Regions from separate parts of the Homo sapiens genome. Here region 2 is linked to region 1. A link is a loop called in an ENCODE intact Hi-C map of the cell type or tissue named here. Cell type or tissue: thyroid gland. All regions are shown on one strand.

What was found. Peaks named below come from ENCODE experiments on the same cell type or tissue, not always from the same donor. Only the 100,000 strongest peaks of a DNase experiment are listed, where the experiment ranks them.
Region 2: a loop joins it to region 1, with 2.9 times the contacts of the local background. A loop is called at or near these places in 2 of 110 quality-filtered maps.

Annotation. Positions count from the first base shown.
Region 1 is chr15:70,209,602-70,217,601 of GRCh38, forward strand. No RefSeq gene overlaps it. Among named protein-coding and RNA genes, the nearest start is that of TLE3, 120 kb to the left of the region's middle. RefSeq lists an enhancer at 3,508-4,384. In thyroid gland, a CTCF peak has its summit at 4,898; DNase peaks (open chromatin) are centred at 2,810 and 4,970; H3K27ac peaks cover 527 bases.
Region 2 is chr15:70,286,429-70,294,428 of GRCh38, forward strand. No RefSeq gene overlaps it. Among named protein-coding and RNA genes, the nearest start is that of TLE3, 190 kb to the left of the region's middle. RefSeq lists an enhancer at 6,028-6,527. In thyroid gland, no CTCF peak of the experiment used is centred here; DNase peaks (open chromatin) are centred at 3,243, 4,556 and 7,363; H3K27ac peaks cover 1,530 bases.

The sequences.
Region 1 (8,000 bases):
GCAGAGTGGTGTCCTCCTTTCCCCTCCTCCCCGAATCCCTCTTGCTCATACAGCCCCCACCATGCGGGCCTCCTCGCTTTTCCCCAGTGAGCCAGACATGCTCCTGGATCCTCGCTCTACCCGCAGCCTGGAGTTCTCTTTCCCAGCTTGTGCTTACAGCTTTCAACTCTTGGTTCTAATGTCATCTTCCCAGGGAGCCTTCCCTGACCTCTGCCTTGAAATTGGGATGCCTCATCCCTGCTTTATTTTTCTCCACAGCACTCACCATCTTCTAATTATTCCATGTACTGTATTTATTTGTTTTGTTTCTTACCTGTCTCCCCTCACTCCATTGTCGGCTCAAGGAGGGCAGAGATTTGTCTATTTCATTCACTCCTGCATCCCCAGTGCCTGGAATAGTACCTGGCTCATAGTAGGCACTCCATAAATGGTAGCAGAATCAGTAGGTGCTCAGTAAATGCTGGTTGCGTAAATAAATAGACTGATGAAGGAGGGACAATGAGACAAGTTTCTGGGTCTAATAGGAGAACAGATGCACCAGACCCAGGGCTTTCAGTGCAGCAGGACTCCTGATCTTGTGGCTGGAGTGCCACAAAGGGCATGTGGGGGAAGCCCAGGGCTCCGGCTCAGGCAATTTGTCACTGAAGACTGGGCCTTCTCTATCAGCGCTTCTCAGACTCACCCATGCTCTGGGGGTGGTGCCTCAGGGAAGAAGAGGGAGTCCACCTGCTCCAGGCAGAACAGATCTGTTTGGACTTGTTTTATATGTAAGGTTTTCAAGAACTGTTTTATTTGAAGAAAGATCTCTGGTTCAGAAAGGATTGAGCCCTCCATGATGCCTTGTCATTTCTTGAAGAGGGTGTCCCAAGGTGAGGACATGGCACGAACAAAAGCCTGAAGGGGAGGCAGGGGAGAGCGAGTAAAGCTTCCCGGTGTGGCCGAAGCCTGTGGAAAACCCAATTATGGGGATGGCAGGCTGAGCACGGGCCTCCAATGCCAAGGAGTTTGGACCAGATGCAGAAGGCACTGAGGGGCTGTGTGGATTCTTAAGGAGGGAGACGTGGCAGAAGCAGCTGCTTGGGAAGACAGGGCTTGGCATTGCTATCCAAGATTGGATATCCAGCCGAGAGGACAGGGGAGGAGCTTAGAAGCAGTGAGGGATGTAGGGGACAGCAGAGGTAATGGGGAAGAAGGGGCCCATCAGTATTTCCAAGGACTCCCCTAAAGGTGCTTCAGAGCCCCCTGGTGCCCAGACCTGTACTGGGCTGTGTCTTTTGGATTCTGCTCCATGCTTGGTATCACCTGCCTTTCCCTCGCTTCTGAATATTGAGCAAACAGAGGTAAGACCAGGGCCAGGATTAGAGCATGCCTCATGCACAAAACTTACAAGGAACCAGAAAAATTTAGTGATCAAGAAAAATAAAATTTAAGTGAAAAATTTTAAAAACATCACAATTAATGCAAACAAAATATCAAAATTTCAAATAAAGACAGGGATCAGAAGAAACCAAGATGTCCTTCAGTAGGTGGAAGGATGAATAAACTGTGGTACATCCAGACAATGGAATATAATTCAGCCATAAAAAATGAGCTCCCAAGCCACAGAAAGACCTGGAGGAACCTGAAATACACATTGCTAAGTGAGAGAAGCCAATCCAAAAAGTCTACAGACTGTATGATTCCAACGATAAGACATTCTGGAAAAGGCAAAACTGTGGAGACAGTGAAAAGATCAGTGGTTGCCAGGGGTTGGGAACAGGGGAGAGGGGAAAGAGATGAATAAGTGAGATCAGGGGATTTTGAGGGCAGAGGAACTATTCTGCATGATGCTATCATGGTAGAGGCGCATCATTATAAATTTACCAAACCCACAGAATATACAACACTAAGAATGAACCCTAATGTAAACCGTGAACTTCGGTTACTACTAAGGTATCAATACTAGTCAATACTATTGATATTAATCAATATCAATTCTAATGTGTCAATGCATACATTACAATACATTCATGAATTGGATGCATTCAATTGGATGCATGGGAACTCTGTATTTCCCATTTAATTTTTCTGTAAATTTGAAACTGCTCTAAAAGAATTGTCTATTAATTAAAAAAAAATCAAAATTAAAGCAAAAAGGAATCCGTGATGAATAAAATATCAAAATTTCAAATAAAGATAGGACCGCTGGCCAGGATTAAGGTGAGAGAAGTGAGGCACTTATTTTCAAACCTGTGCAAGTACAGGGCCCAATTCTGCACTTCCTGAACTGCAAGAGCCTTTAGAAGCCTCCTAGTCCAATCCTTGTCTTTTACTGATACAAGGGATGCTGAGGCTGGGAGAAGGAGGGAGGGTTGCCAATCTCACCTGGTGAGGTTGCTGGAATCCTGGGTCAGAGCCACCCTCCAGCCCGGTCCCAGTCCTGCGCTCCCTGCTGCAGGTGGGTGACTTACTGTCCCATGCACCCTGTGTGGCCATGAAAAGGAAGGAGGAGGCTGAAGCTTAAATGACCCCTTGATCAAGTGCCAAATGACCTTGGATCTCACCAAGTGTTCAGGGGTTGCTTTATGAGAAGGCTTTCTTTGTGTCTCTCTTGGATATCACATCATAAATGGAGAAGTGGGACCAGTCCCCACATTCAGCACGTGGGCTGGGTGGGTCCTGACATCTTCCTGGGCTCTGCCCAAGCCAGACACTCCACGCTCCTGGGAAAAGCACCAAAAATGCTGCCTTTCCACTTCTTCCTCTCAGACTCCTAATGATCCGTTTCCAGCCCAGCCGAGAGCCTTCCCACTCTCAGAACGGAACAGTCCGGATGTTCAGAGGACACGCTTCCCCACTTGACGCTCACTTAGGGCACTCTTCAAGCAGACGCCTGACTCAAGTGGGTCTCTGGACTTCCCCTTGACTCATAGGGGCTTCCTTTCCATCCAGGCCTGTGCGAGCCGGCCTCCTGTGCCAGAACACTCCCCGCTCTTCACAGACATGGAAGCCAAGAGGGGCTCTGAGGGCAGCTGGGCCTGACCTTGACTCCCGAGGGTCAGGAGGACGAGGCAGCAAACGCAGCCATTAGCTTGCCCACCTCCAGAGTCCTCCAGGGATCTGAAGAAGTGGCCTAGTCATGCCTGCTTGGTGTGATGGGCCGTGTTTCCTCTGATGAGCCTGTACCATGAAGGTCAGATTAAGGGGAGATTACAGGAGGATTCAGCCACGGCCACTGAGGTTGAGGATGGGCAGGAGACCCGCATGTCAGAGAGCTCAGGGATGGCGCTGCAGGGGTGGGAGCTAGACTTAGATGGCAGGAGCAGTCAGATTTGGAGAGGAAGACACAAAATATGCAAAGACAGTTTGGATTCTGAAGATTACAGGGGTGACAGGAAAGGGCCCTGAGCCAGGGGAGGGAGAGGAGGTGGATCTGGGGATTTCCCTTGGCGAGGACAATGGATGCTCTCTGACTTTGGAGATAACAGAGGATTCTAGGTGCAAAGAGCCAAATATGCAAACGAATGTAAAAGAAGAGGTGGGAGGGGCCCGGGAGAAAGGATTTCTAAAGGCATCCATCTCCGGGTCGGTCCTGCAGGCAAGGTGCGGGAGGCGCTGACACACGAGCAGGACCCTTGCTGGAGACCAGGCTCCCTGGCCGGCTGGTGTTTCTCAGCTGTGAGGCACCTGCTGTTCATTCTTGCTGTTTTCGTAAGCCCCACTATCTTATATTTGCTCAAGCAAGCTTTCTTGCTGACACAGAGGGTAGGAGACAGTCCATAAGGTGTGATTCTGTGGGCATCACCTTAAAGACCATCATAATGACTTGGAGTCTGTAGGGTGGGTGACGGTCCCTGCTGTAGAGAAGAAGAGGCCAAAGTGCTGGGGTGTGCGTGGCTTGGGGTCAGAGAGGTCTGGAATGAAGCACCAGCTTGCCCCTGTGTGACCAAAGCCCCCGGCCACATCCCATCTTGGTTCCCCTGTTGCTCATTGAACTAGATTCTGTTTTAAATGGTAAAATCCAGAGAAAGTAAATAGAATACAACCAGGAACATCACTGGCAGCCCCACCCTACCACCCAGATTCCCTGAGCATTCACATTCAGCCTTATCTGCTCCAGCCTGTCTCGGCTTTTTTCCTCCCCTTTCCGGGTGGGGTTGAAGGTCCCTGTGCATCCCCCACTGCACATCCAGGTCCCCACCTCCCTCCTTGGAGTTGGCTACTGGGCGGGCTGAAGCAGGTACGAACTGCCCCTCAGCTCTGACAGCCGTGAGTCAGCTGAGATTGCCGCTTCTTCAGTCTCCCTTTAGAGGCTGTGGACACAGGGGCTTCCATAGCAAGCTCCAGCCCCAGGGCCCTTCCATCCTTCCCAGACATCTCCTGAGGATAGAGGCCAGGTCCCCTGTGTCTTGTGTTAACCTCCCTGCTCCATGGAGGCCTAACACACAGTCTGTGTGTCATGGGTGTGGTTGGATGACTTTGGCTGAAGGCCCCACTCTAGGCCCCTCCCGACTCCCTTTCTCCAGAGCTTGGCCCCAGGCTGGCTGCAGCGGGAATTGATTTCAGGGCCAACAGGTAGCAGCTCCTAAATGTCGGTTGCTCCCCTAATCCTGTCTCTGCAGTTCCTAGGTTACTGACACCCTCTAGGTTTATCATCCCTTTTCCAGAGAAGGTGTGGGTTTATTCTTCTAGAGCCCTCAGATGTCTTAATACGGTACATGACTTGTAAAGTTCACACAGCAGAGACCTCACACACCGGGAACTTGGCTTCCAGCCAAGGGCTGAGCCAGGACCTGGAATGGTGGGTCCCATATGTGGGGTCTAAGTCAGGCCACATGAGCTGGGAGAGCCCAAGGGACAGCCAGTAGGGACCCAGGGTCATTGCTAAGTGAAGCCAAGGTCCTGGGCAAAGAATTTCAGCACACCTGGAGGCCTCTTTAGGTAGCACAGGGCTCTGTTTCACTGCTAGGGGAAGTGAGGCTCATGCCAGCGCCATCCACTCATGTCTTTGCTTAGATAAGAAGTCAGGGCTGCTTCTCCCGCTAAATGTCAGTCTCCCAAGCTGCCTTTCTCGCCTCTCATTTTTTGTCCTTAAGTCACGAGGACAGGATTCGCTGAGGCCCTGACTAGCTGTGACCCCGAGGATGATAGCCAGGCCACATTTGCTCTCTGATCAGAGGGAAGGATGATCCCTTCCCAACCTGGTCCTGCCACAGGGTGGTCAGGAGACACATAAGAGATGAGGTGTGTCACCCTAGGGGTGCTGTGCAGGCAAAGAGGATTAGAATTATTGCCCCCACCGTTGCAGGAAGACAGGCTCCTGGGCAGGAATGTTGTGAGCTCCAGGGGCACAGTGAGCAGGCCAGCCTGCAGGCCAGGGGTTTTCTGGGTAGTACCCAGGGAAGGACTAGGGCCTGGGGATCTGAGCAGGGTCTGCATTGCCCAGGTTTCTGGGGACCTGTCTGATGCCACCGCACGGAGCACTGGAGAGCTAGGCCCAAGCCCAGGGGTGGCCTGTCCCAGCAGCTACCTAGACCACTTGGAGAGGCCAGGAACCTCTGGGCAAGAAAACCTGATGAGATCCAGTTCAGGGCAAGGGCGGGGCAGGCACCGGGGTAGGGGGACAGGGATCTGCAAAATGTTAAGGGACCTCCTAGGGTGACCAGCTCTCCCGGTTTGGTCAGGACTGAGGAATCTCCTGGAATGTGGGACTTTTCTTGCTAAAATGAAAACAGTTCCAGACAAACTGGGATGGTTGGTCACCCTAAGGCCACCATTGCCTGGCCATTGTTTCCTTGGAGACGAATCACTGACTGGTTAGGGGAGCTGGAGAGTTTGGGGGGAAATGCGCACATCTAGCCTGCCCCTTCTGGCTCTGGCCTCCAGCCCTGCCTGCCTGCCTGCAAGGAGGGGCCTTCTGGCCTCTTGTGGGCCTTGTGATCAGATCCTGTTAACTGGGCCAGAACTACCTGGGCAGTGGGGAAAGGGGCTGAAATTTCTTAAGGCTCATTCAGGAGGAAGAATCAGGAAACCCACTGATCCCCCCCTGCTCTAAGCCAGGACCTCAGATCCAGCTTTGGACATAAGGCTGACATTTTCATCTCCATTGTCTGCCTCCTGGACTCTCTCTTAACTAGGTTCTAGACTTGGAAGGAGAGAGGGGTATTATTTGTTGGCCTCCTTGACCTTCCAATTGGCACAGAGTGGTAGGGGGTGTGGAACAAAACACTCAGGCCTCAGAAAGTTGTGTGAGTGACAATGGACTTGGGCAGTGGTGATACAGTCTCACCAAGAGGCAAGATTACAAGCCTAGGAGCATCCAGTGCAGCCCAGGTCAGGCCCACAGTTAGCATCTAATACATGGGAGCCACTATTATTATTCTTGCTATTGTAATTAGACTACCGGCTTTTACAGCGTTTTCATACTCATCACCTCAAGGCTTTCAGACAGCCCCAGGGAGTAGGTGGGAGGACATTTCTTTGTCCATGTTTGCCAGTTGAAGAAACAGGCCCAGAGAGGGCCCGTGAAAATCAGTGGCAGCCCCCAGGTCACAGTCTGGGGCTCCTGGCTCCAGGGCTGCCACAGCCTGTCTGGGCTGTGTCTGGCTGGAGGATGTCAGGGTAGGGGGTCAGGGTGTGAGTGTGTGGTGGGAGTGTCGGGAATAGGAGAGAGGGAGAGGGCATGGGGATGGAGAGAGAGGGAAGAATGGGGGGGGCTGCCGTTTTAGAATCTATGGTTATATTGAATTAAGATGTTTCAGTAAATCTTTAAGAATGAACGTGTGAGGGGCGTGGCTAAAATGAAGGGCCATGGCTAAGCTGAAAGCCAAGTGGGCCGGGTTGAGGAAGAGGCTGAGTATTGACATTTTGCAGTGAGCAGCCCCTCTGCCCCTCTTCCTAAGGGAGCCAGTGTGGAACAGAAGACAGAGTATGCTTCAGTGTCACAGAGACTCAAGTTCGAGTCTTAGCCTGGGTCACCGAGGAGCTCTGTAAGCTTAGGCAAGTGAGCCTGTGTCATCTCACCCTTCTGGGCCTCAGTTTCCTCGCCTGTGAAGTGGGGACATTCGAATCTACCTCTTAGGGTTGTTGTCAGGGTTACAACATCTGGCACATAGTCAGTGCCCAACAGAATGGGTCCCTTTTGCACATGGCTCACGTGTCCTCTTGTGAGCTGGAAGAGGCCCCGCTGGTTCTATAAGGTAATGGAACCTGCCCTTCATGCCATGGCGTGCCAGGTAGGCTGATAACCATGGAGGCACGATCTTCAGTGGGGCCTTCATACTCAGGAAAGTTTTAAGTATTAATACTCATGAATGTTTTGGTCTAATACTTAGCTTAGTCAAAGAGAATTGAGGGAGAAAGTGTGGTGCTCTTTGACTTCGGGAAAAACAAGTTGCCAAGGGCTATGCCAGGGCTGGGCTGGGTGGCCTTAGCAGAAAGGACAGAGTCGCTCAGTCCTGCTGTCCCTCCTTCCTGCAAGGCTTGGATTTTTCCCCTCCACTCCCTGTGCTTCCCTTCACTTGCTACATGGCCTCCTCCCCCAAAAAGGGGGAAGGCTGGATCCTGAAGCAGGGAAGTCCAGCTGGGGAAACAATCCATTAGGCAGATGAAAAGACATTTTTCTCCACTGCTGTTATACTGTCCGCCCCAGACAACACACTCATTACAGTTATATCTCATTCAGCTCACCTAGAGAATAAAATTAGAAATCAAGTCAACTCCCCAAAGTCTTGTTATATCAATCTGACTTACACAAAACAGGCCAGACAGAGTGTGAGGTTTCCATAAAATTAGGCTGTCTCCCCAGGGGCTGCCTTGAAGCTACACAACATTTCAGAAAACTGCCAGGCGCCCTTTTGCATAATTTATCAATTACACACAATTCAATTTATCACAGGCAGGAGGCAGAAGGCATGGCTTAGGATGAAGGGGACCCTGGGAGCAGCGAGTGGAGGAGAAAGGAAATCTAGATTTGAAAGTCCACCCCGACGCTGATTGGTTGAATGAGCTTGGACAAGTCC
Region 2 (8,000 bases), 77 kb after region 1:
AGAGCTACATAAACAAAGGAGTTATTATTATTCATTAAGGATACTTCTCTGGGGGTGGAAATGAGTTCATTGACTCCTCCTCACTCTCACCTGATCCTTCTAGTGGGACACGTTGGCAGAATCACAATCTCCTGCTCAGAGTGGGGCTTTAGGGCTCATAAGGCATTCTTACCACTTCTGGAGCTGAGGGCTGCATGGTTTTCTGAAGTGTCGACGCTGTCCCAGGCACTGTGCTAAGCTGAGCACTTCACATGCAGAACAAGGGAAAAGGCACTTCTTCACATTGCACCAGCCTCTACAGAGGGCACTTGGTAACATTCATCAAAAATGTAATATGTACACACCAATGCTACTCCCAGATATAACTAATGGAAATGAGCTTTAATTAGTGCTCCCCCAAAGAATGTATATGGCAGCATTATTTACAATAGCCTAAAACTGGGAGCAACCCAAATGTCCATCAAGGGTTGAATGAATAAATAAGTTGTAATATAGTCATACAATGAAACACCAGCCAGCAATGGGCGGGGGGGGGGGAAGCTACTGCTAAACACGACATGGGACATGGGGTGAATTTCACTAATGACATCTTTTTTTTTTGTTTTGGATACAGGGTGTCACTCTGTCTGTCACCCAGGCTGGTGGAGGGCAATGGCGCAATCTCAGCTCACTGCAACCTCCACCTCCCGGGTTCAGGAGATTCTCTTGCCTCAGCCTCCCGAGTAGCTGGGATTATAGCTGTCCACCACTATACCCCACTAATTTTTGTATTTTTTGGTACAGATGGGGTTTCACCATGTTGCCCAGGCTGGGCTCGAACTCCTGACCTCAAGTGATCTGCCTGCCTCGGCCTCCCAAAGTGCTGAGATTACAGACATGAGCCACCGTGCCCAGCCCACAGATGTCATCTTGAACAAGAGAAACCAGATACAAAGAGTACATCAATTCTTTATGATTCCATTTATACAAAATTCAGAAACAGGCAAAACCAATCCTGGTGGTAGAGGTCAGACTAATAAATTGCCTTGGTACAAATAAATTGTCCTGGATATCCACCAAGACAAGCCATGAGATGGGGCTGGAAACATTCTATGGTAACCTACACCTTCATGTGGGTGGTGATTGCACAGGTATATACACAGCCTGTGTATCACATGTATCAAATTTATTTGGCTGTACACTCTTCTTTTTGCAAGTTAAATTTCAAATCAAATTTTTTAAAATGCAAATAAAATTGCATATATCCTTGACCCTCATGGCTCCATGTCTAGAATTTCTTTTTCTGTGGGTGTATTTGCACAATGAGGATACTACATAGGTACAAGATTATTTATTGTAACACTTATTGTAAGAGCAAAAAATTAGCAAGAAACAAAAATGTCCATCAATAGGGGCAGGTTAGATAAAGTACGGCTCTTTACCATGCAGCATGACACCGCCATGCAAAAATAGAAACAATCACCAGCATATGTTCTTAAAGTGAAATAAAAAGCAATGTGCAGAGATGCATAAAGAATGGGCTATCCTTGGGGTTAAAAAATATAAAGAGAGAGAGAGAGAAAGAGCTTAGTATATGTAAGAGTAAAATGAAAAAGCTCTGGAAGGACTTATAAGAAACTAGAGATTAGTTGACCATGAAGAGGGGACCTGGGTGGCAGGATAGGGTTGAAGGAAACTTTTCACTGTATATTTTTTATGCATTTTGAATCTTGAACCTATTAAAATTTCTTTTAAAAAAAATCTAAAACAGCCAGCCCCACATTCACCTTCTTCAAGGCCTATTGCTGTGATACAATTCCAACGTTCACCTTGGCTAATACAATCCCAAACCTAGCCCCATTGCCCCCGCCCTGCCATCCCTTCAATACTCTACTTCCTGATGCCTTGAACATGTGACATGACTCTCATACCTTCCCTAGGCCTTTATATCTGCCGTTCTCACCTTGGGATATGCCCCATTTCTGCCAGGTGTCACCTCCTCCAGAAAGTCTTCCCAGACTTCCCCAGACACCTCCGGGCTCCTGGAGCCCGTATTTTTCATATATCATTTCTCATGTGTCATTTGTCATACAGTTCACAATAATTGGTTTCCAGGCCTATGTGCCTTACTGTAATGTCAGCACCCAGCATAGTGCCTGAAAGTAGGGATTATGGAATGAATGAATGAATGAATGGGTGGTTTTTACCAGGATGGGAGCTGAGGAACAGCTTTTGTCTTTTACACATCCTGTTGAGTTTCCAAATTCTGTATAAGCATGAGCTGTGCCTCAGTTTTCTCATCTGTAAAATGGGAATAATAACAGCTCCTACCTCACAGAATTATGTAGTGAGGATTAAATGAGTTACTACAGGTAAAGCATGTAGCAGTTATTATTATTTCCAAATCACGATATTGTGATAAAGGAAGAAAATATATTCCAGTGAGTCTGAATCCAGACCCCCAGGCAGTGTCTCCATGACTAACTTTTCTTTCCTGTGACTTTTCAACAGACTAGGGCAGGCATTGTAGTTGAGGGCTGGCAAGGTTGTCAAAGGCCCCTGATCCTCCAGACTTCAGAACCCCTTTTCAGGCCTCTCTCTCCCGTCAGTGACTACACTGGGTAGGGTGGAGGAGCGGGGAGGATCATTTAAATGAGAAGCCCAAGTCAGAACACAGCACAGTCTCAATGGGTGAGTTGGACAGTTATACGTCAACCTCCAAATCTGACCATGGAGAGAGAATTGGGGGCACAGACCTTTCTTTGAGTGTCTTCAAGCCACCCCCCCCCCCCCATAGATCCCTGCCTGGAATGAGTCAGGGGAATGTCTTCGCCTTGCTAAGGTCCAGTGTCCTCATCTGCCAAGTGAGGATAGTGACTGTAAGCAGGAAAGGAAATGACAATTCAATGAAACCATGAGGAAAAGAGCTTTGGAACCGGTAATGCATTGGCAGAGGTTAGCAAACGGTCAGCCTGAGGGCCAGAACATTGATTTGCATTTGAATTACATCGGACACATCAGGACTCTCCAGTTGCCCCAGTCCCCACCACTCCCTGTTACTTACTCCAGCCTGCTCCACACTTTCACTCCTGAAGGCATGTGAGTTTGCCACCCTTGCTACACAATATTAGTTACCAAGGTGCCTGCTCTTCTGTCAACTGCCTGCCTTGAAGAGGCAGCCAGCAGGGGAGAGAGGAGGTGTGACTCTTTGAATGCCTGGGGCCACTCTGCTCCACCTGTCTTGGCACTCCACTGAGGTCCAGGCCAAAGCCCCATCAGTCTCAGCCCCAGTAGTTTTCCATGAGCTGAGAAGTCGCCAAACCTGCATGCTGCCAAGAAGACATGCCTTCCTTTAGCCTCTAGGTACGGAGAATAAATCTGCAGTCTCCTAAACTGCCAAATTCCTGGTCTGCTGGAGTCTGGGAGGCTAAATGGTGCTTACTAGTCTGGCTCCCAGATGCCCCAAATTCCACCATTATCAACACATTCCTCCATGTTAAGCATTGCGCTGTAAAGTTCAACGATCTAGTGGGAGGGGCAGGAGAGTGAGTCCAAACTAGGCTGGAGCAGATCTTTAAGGATAAGCTTCGGAATGGGGGGAGGCAGATTCTGTAAGCTGAAGACAGAACTGGTGGAGGAAGGGGAGAGGGAGAGAGAGACGGTGAGGTGTTTGAAGAGGAAGTTCCCAACCTTTTCAAGGGCAAGGGTGAGACAGGAAGGGAAGTAGAGGAGGAGAAGAGCCAAGAAGCAGGGTGGGCACCCAGGCCAGTATGGACAACCAGTCCCATGTTGGGAGCCGGCAGAGTCCACTGTGTTGTTTGCTAAGTGAGCAAATGACCTCCTGCAGGAACAGACGTGGCTGAAACCACCCCAAATTGCTCTCCCCAACCCCTTCTCCTGCTCTCTTCCATCCAACCCCCATACAAACAAAGGAATATCAAATGTCCCCTTGCTAGGAGGATTCTACTCCCACTGGGATAGAAAAAGGATATGTCGGACCCCCGGATCAGAGCATATCATCTGCTCTCTCATCGAAGGCAGGGATAGGCTTATAGGCCCCAGGAGATCACCCCAGGTCTGAGGACCTGTAGGTCTCATCGGCAACCTCCAGCCCAGGAGGAGCCACCTTTCTTAGGGTCTGTTCTGACAGCAGACCCTGACACATGCCCTTTTGTCCTCAGGGAGAAAGAGTCTTTGGGAGTAGAAGGGGAGTGAGGTGGAGAAATTCAGCTGCCTCCAGATTCCTTGACTTCGCTGTGTGGATCCAGGCAAGACACAACATCCATCCTCAGTTCCCTCATCTGCAAAATGTGCACAGCTATAGTATTTGCTTCATAGGGCTGCTGAGGATTCAAGGAAGGGGCTCTAGGGTAGGGATTTGAGTTGAACCTGATAGGATGGACCAGATTTTGATGGGTGTTTCAGGCAGGGAGCCAAGGCTGAGGGCAGGGGCTGAGGAATACAAGGCATGTCTGGGGCATAGCCTGTGGTCAGAGAAGAGAATTCTGGAAAGGCAGGCTATGGCTTTATTACCGAGTATCTTCACTGCCCAGCTAAGGACCCTGGACTTGATCCCATAAGCAGCGGAATGCTGTTGAGGGATCCTTGCATCTAATAGAGGCTACCAACGCCCGAGGGCGTGATTTGTTCCAGGCCCCAGGGGACGCTTGGTTGCAGTTTTATCTGTCAAATCAGTCAGAGGGAGTCCCCTCCATTAGGGTCAACAGTGACCCCCAACCCCTTCCCTTCTGCCTCTTCTATTTCTAGGACCTGACAGTGACACAAGATAGACCTGGTCTCAGACATTGGTTCTGTCACATCAGTAGGTGACTGGGCAAGACCCTTAACCATAGGAACCTCAGTTTCCTCATCAGAAATATGGGGGAATAACATTGTCCTCACAGGGTTGTGAGAATGACATGAACTGGCTCATGTGGGGTCCAGGCCCAGCCACCCCCTGGCAGATGCTGGTGGTACCAGACATGTCCTTTTCCTGCCGAGCGGGCAGGGCTGCTGGCAGCAGGCAGCTTTCACACTAATTGCCCACAGCCTTCTCCTCTGTGGCTCTGCGAGCAACAAGACAGCGAATGACCCGTGACTGGAAATCTCGAGGCCAGGCTTAGGCCTATTAGAAAAATATGGAACAATTATGAATGGCAGGAAAATTGTTTTTCTTTGTTTGCTTTGGCAGAGAGAAGAAAACCCTCCTGGAGCCTGGATTTAAGGTGGGGAGAAGACAGGGAGGAGACTGCAGTGTGTGCCAAGTGTCCTGGGAAAAGAACTCATGTTTTTTGTGGCCCTGCTAAGGCATGGTGCAAGACACCTTCATCGATGCAGCAGGGGCTCCCCAAGCACCTTCTGCACACCTAGCGCTGATCTGGGGGCAGGGACACAGCCAGACTGTCTGCCCCAAATCTGGGTTAGTCCAAAGTTGGAGCAGACAGACAAGGTCCCTGCCCCCAGGGAGGAGGAAAGGTAAGATGAATGAAAGCAAACAATAAGGAAGAATCTCAGCGATGACTGCTATGAGAAAGTGGAGCCAGGTGAGCTGTGAGGGAGGGGCATGCACTAGGGGCTGGCGGGGGGTACCTGAGAGAGGAGATCTAGCCTGCCATTCCAAATGGGAAGAGCATTTTGGGTGGCAGGAACTCTGCCAGAATGCTCACCTGCACCCTGGCCTCTTGGCCTCACCCGAAGCCTAGGCTCTGAATTTTGTTTTCCCCATTGTACAGGCAAGGAGACTGAGGCTTAGAGAGAGAAAGTGCTTTGCGCAAGGCCCAGGGCAGTGGGAGGATTGGAGCCAGCACTCTAAGGACTGCAGTCCTTTCTGCGTTCTAATCTTTGTGCCTTGGATCCAGACCAAATGATCGGGTAATTGACACGTCACTTCTTCCCAGGCCCAGTGAAGGGGGAAAGTTGGTGTGACGTTTTCCAGATCCTCCGCAGGAATGGCCCACAAGACCCAGAGCCTGGCAAACTGCATGGGCAGTGCCCAAAATTGCCACCCCAGGAGCAGAGGCCACTGATGTGCAGCAGTTCAAATGTTGCCCTAGAAGGTGCTTCTCCAGGACTTCCCCTGCGAGCCTGTGTGGCAGGAAGCAAGACAGGATAAGGGCAGGTGTCTGTCTGCCTGAGCAGCATAAACCGGGGAACCTTCCGCCGTGCACAGACCTGTCTACTGGAGGGCTCCTGGCTCAAAGACGGACTGGCCAGGATCCCAGGGGATCCCCCAGCACCTAGTCTCTGTGGTCTGAGAGGTACAGGAATATTTGGGAGTGGTGAGTTCCCCCTCCCTGGAGGTGACCAAGCCCAAGCTGAAGGGGAACCCTGCATAGTTAATGGCCACCCTCAGCCCTCCAGCCCCTTTTATGGGGTTAGTCCAGAGTTGGAAGCATGTGAGCCCACAGGGCATGGAAATGTGCAGAGGGCTCTGCAGACCTGTGGATTCACACTGACGATTAGGTGATGGGACCCTGGGGAAGTGCTGGGATCCACGGCCAGAGATCTCCTGACCAGTTTCTGATAACTTATTTATCCAAGGACAGCATGTCCTGTTACAACATAATTCCACAAAAAAAAAAAAAACCTTTTAACATTCCTTATGCTAATGAAGAAAACCTAATGTATAGATAATAATTTATTTATTCAGAAACATTGTATCACTATTTTAAGTTGAATTACCACAAGAACAGTTTAACACCTAAGTGGCATCCGTGGACCAGCAGCATGGACATCACCTGGGAGCTTGCAGAAAGATTCTCAAGTCCTACTCTGGACCTTGAATCAGAATTTGTGCCTTAGCAAGATCTTCAGGTAATTTATATGTACACGGAAAAGAATCAAAAGGAGGTATAATCATGACTCTCATACAGATATAGAATGAGCCTGGATCAAAAGTTTTATTTCACTCATTCATTAATGAGGAAACCACTAAGATGTTACAATCAATTCAAAGGAGAATGCAAAAGTAGACACATAATATAGGTCATCAGGAATCTGAAGTGAATTTACAAACAGATGCAAAACTGGCAAAAAAAAAAAATCTATAGGGCAATAATCAGTTGCATTGCATTGGACATAATTTATATTTATATGGACAAGAATCATTTGCATTACCATCAGTTTTTTACAATTTGCAGAATTGTAAAATAGCTCAGATAATGAAAGACTGAGAAAAAACAAAACCCCCAGAAGGGTACGCTGGGACATCCAGTAGTCTATCTCTTTCCCTTTCTTTTTTCCCACCATTTTAGTCTTTTACAGTTTTTCTTGACACGCATTACAGCTTGTTAAGCACCTCTTAGATCACTTCTGGTCTCTGGCATGCCTGAACACAGAGAGTTTCTCCAGACCAGGACTAGAGCAAACTTTTGAGTAAATCCCAGTGCCTGTCATGCTCTGCTTGGGAATGAGCCTGGGGGTGGGTGTGGGGCAGGGGCAGGCCAGGCCTACTGACCTGGTAAATTCTCATTTGTCTGAATCCATTACTACTATTACTATTGCACGCTGGGCCCAGGTGGAACTTTCATTCAAGATGCTATCAGAACATCTGAAAGGACAGAGACTCAGGTCTTCACTGAGCTTATGCAGTGTGTCTGGCTGTTTGGGACTGCTTGCAGTAATTGCCAGGACATGAAACTTGATTTTGTCTGTGCTTTGATATCACAGTGCCTGGTGTTGTGCCTGTAGGGGAAGATCCAAGCTCTCAATGGCCCCTTAATTATTGGTTATCAGTATTTATCAAAAGGAACTACTAGTTGTGAATAAGCAGAGTGGCTTAGGGGGCTGGAGAATGAGCGACTGGTTAGGACCCTCATGTCTGGTCTGGGTCGTTGCTTTTCTGGGGCAGTCCACCATGCAGGTTTAGAAGTAGACCCGGTATCAGACAGGTCTGGGGTTGAATCCCGGCTCTGCTCGTCTCTGGCTGTGTAACCGGACTGCTTGTTTAACCCCTGCTGGGTGCCAAGCATGGGGCCAGGAGTTGTGAGCAACCCAGTGGACACAATGGACATGAGGCTCGT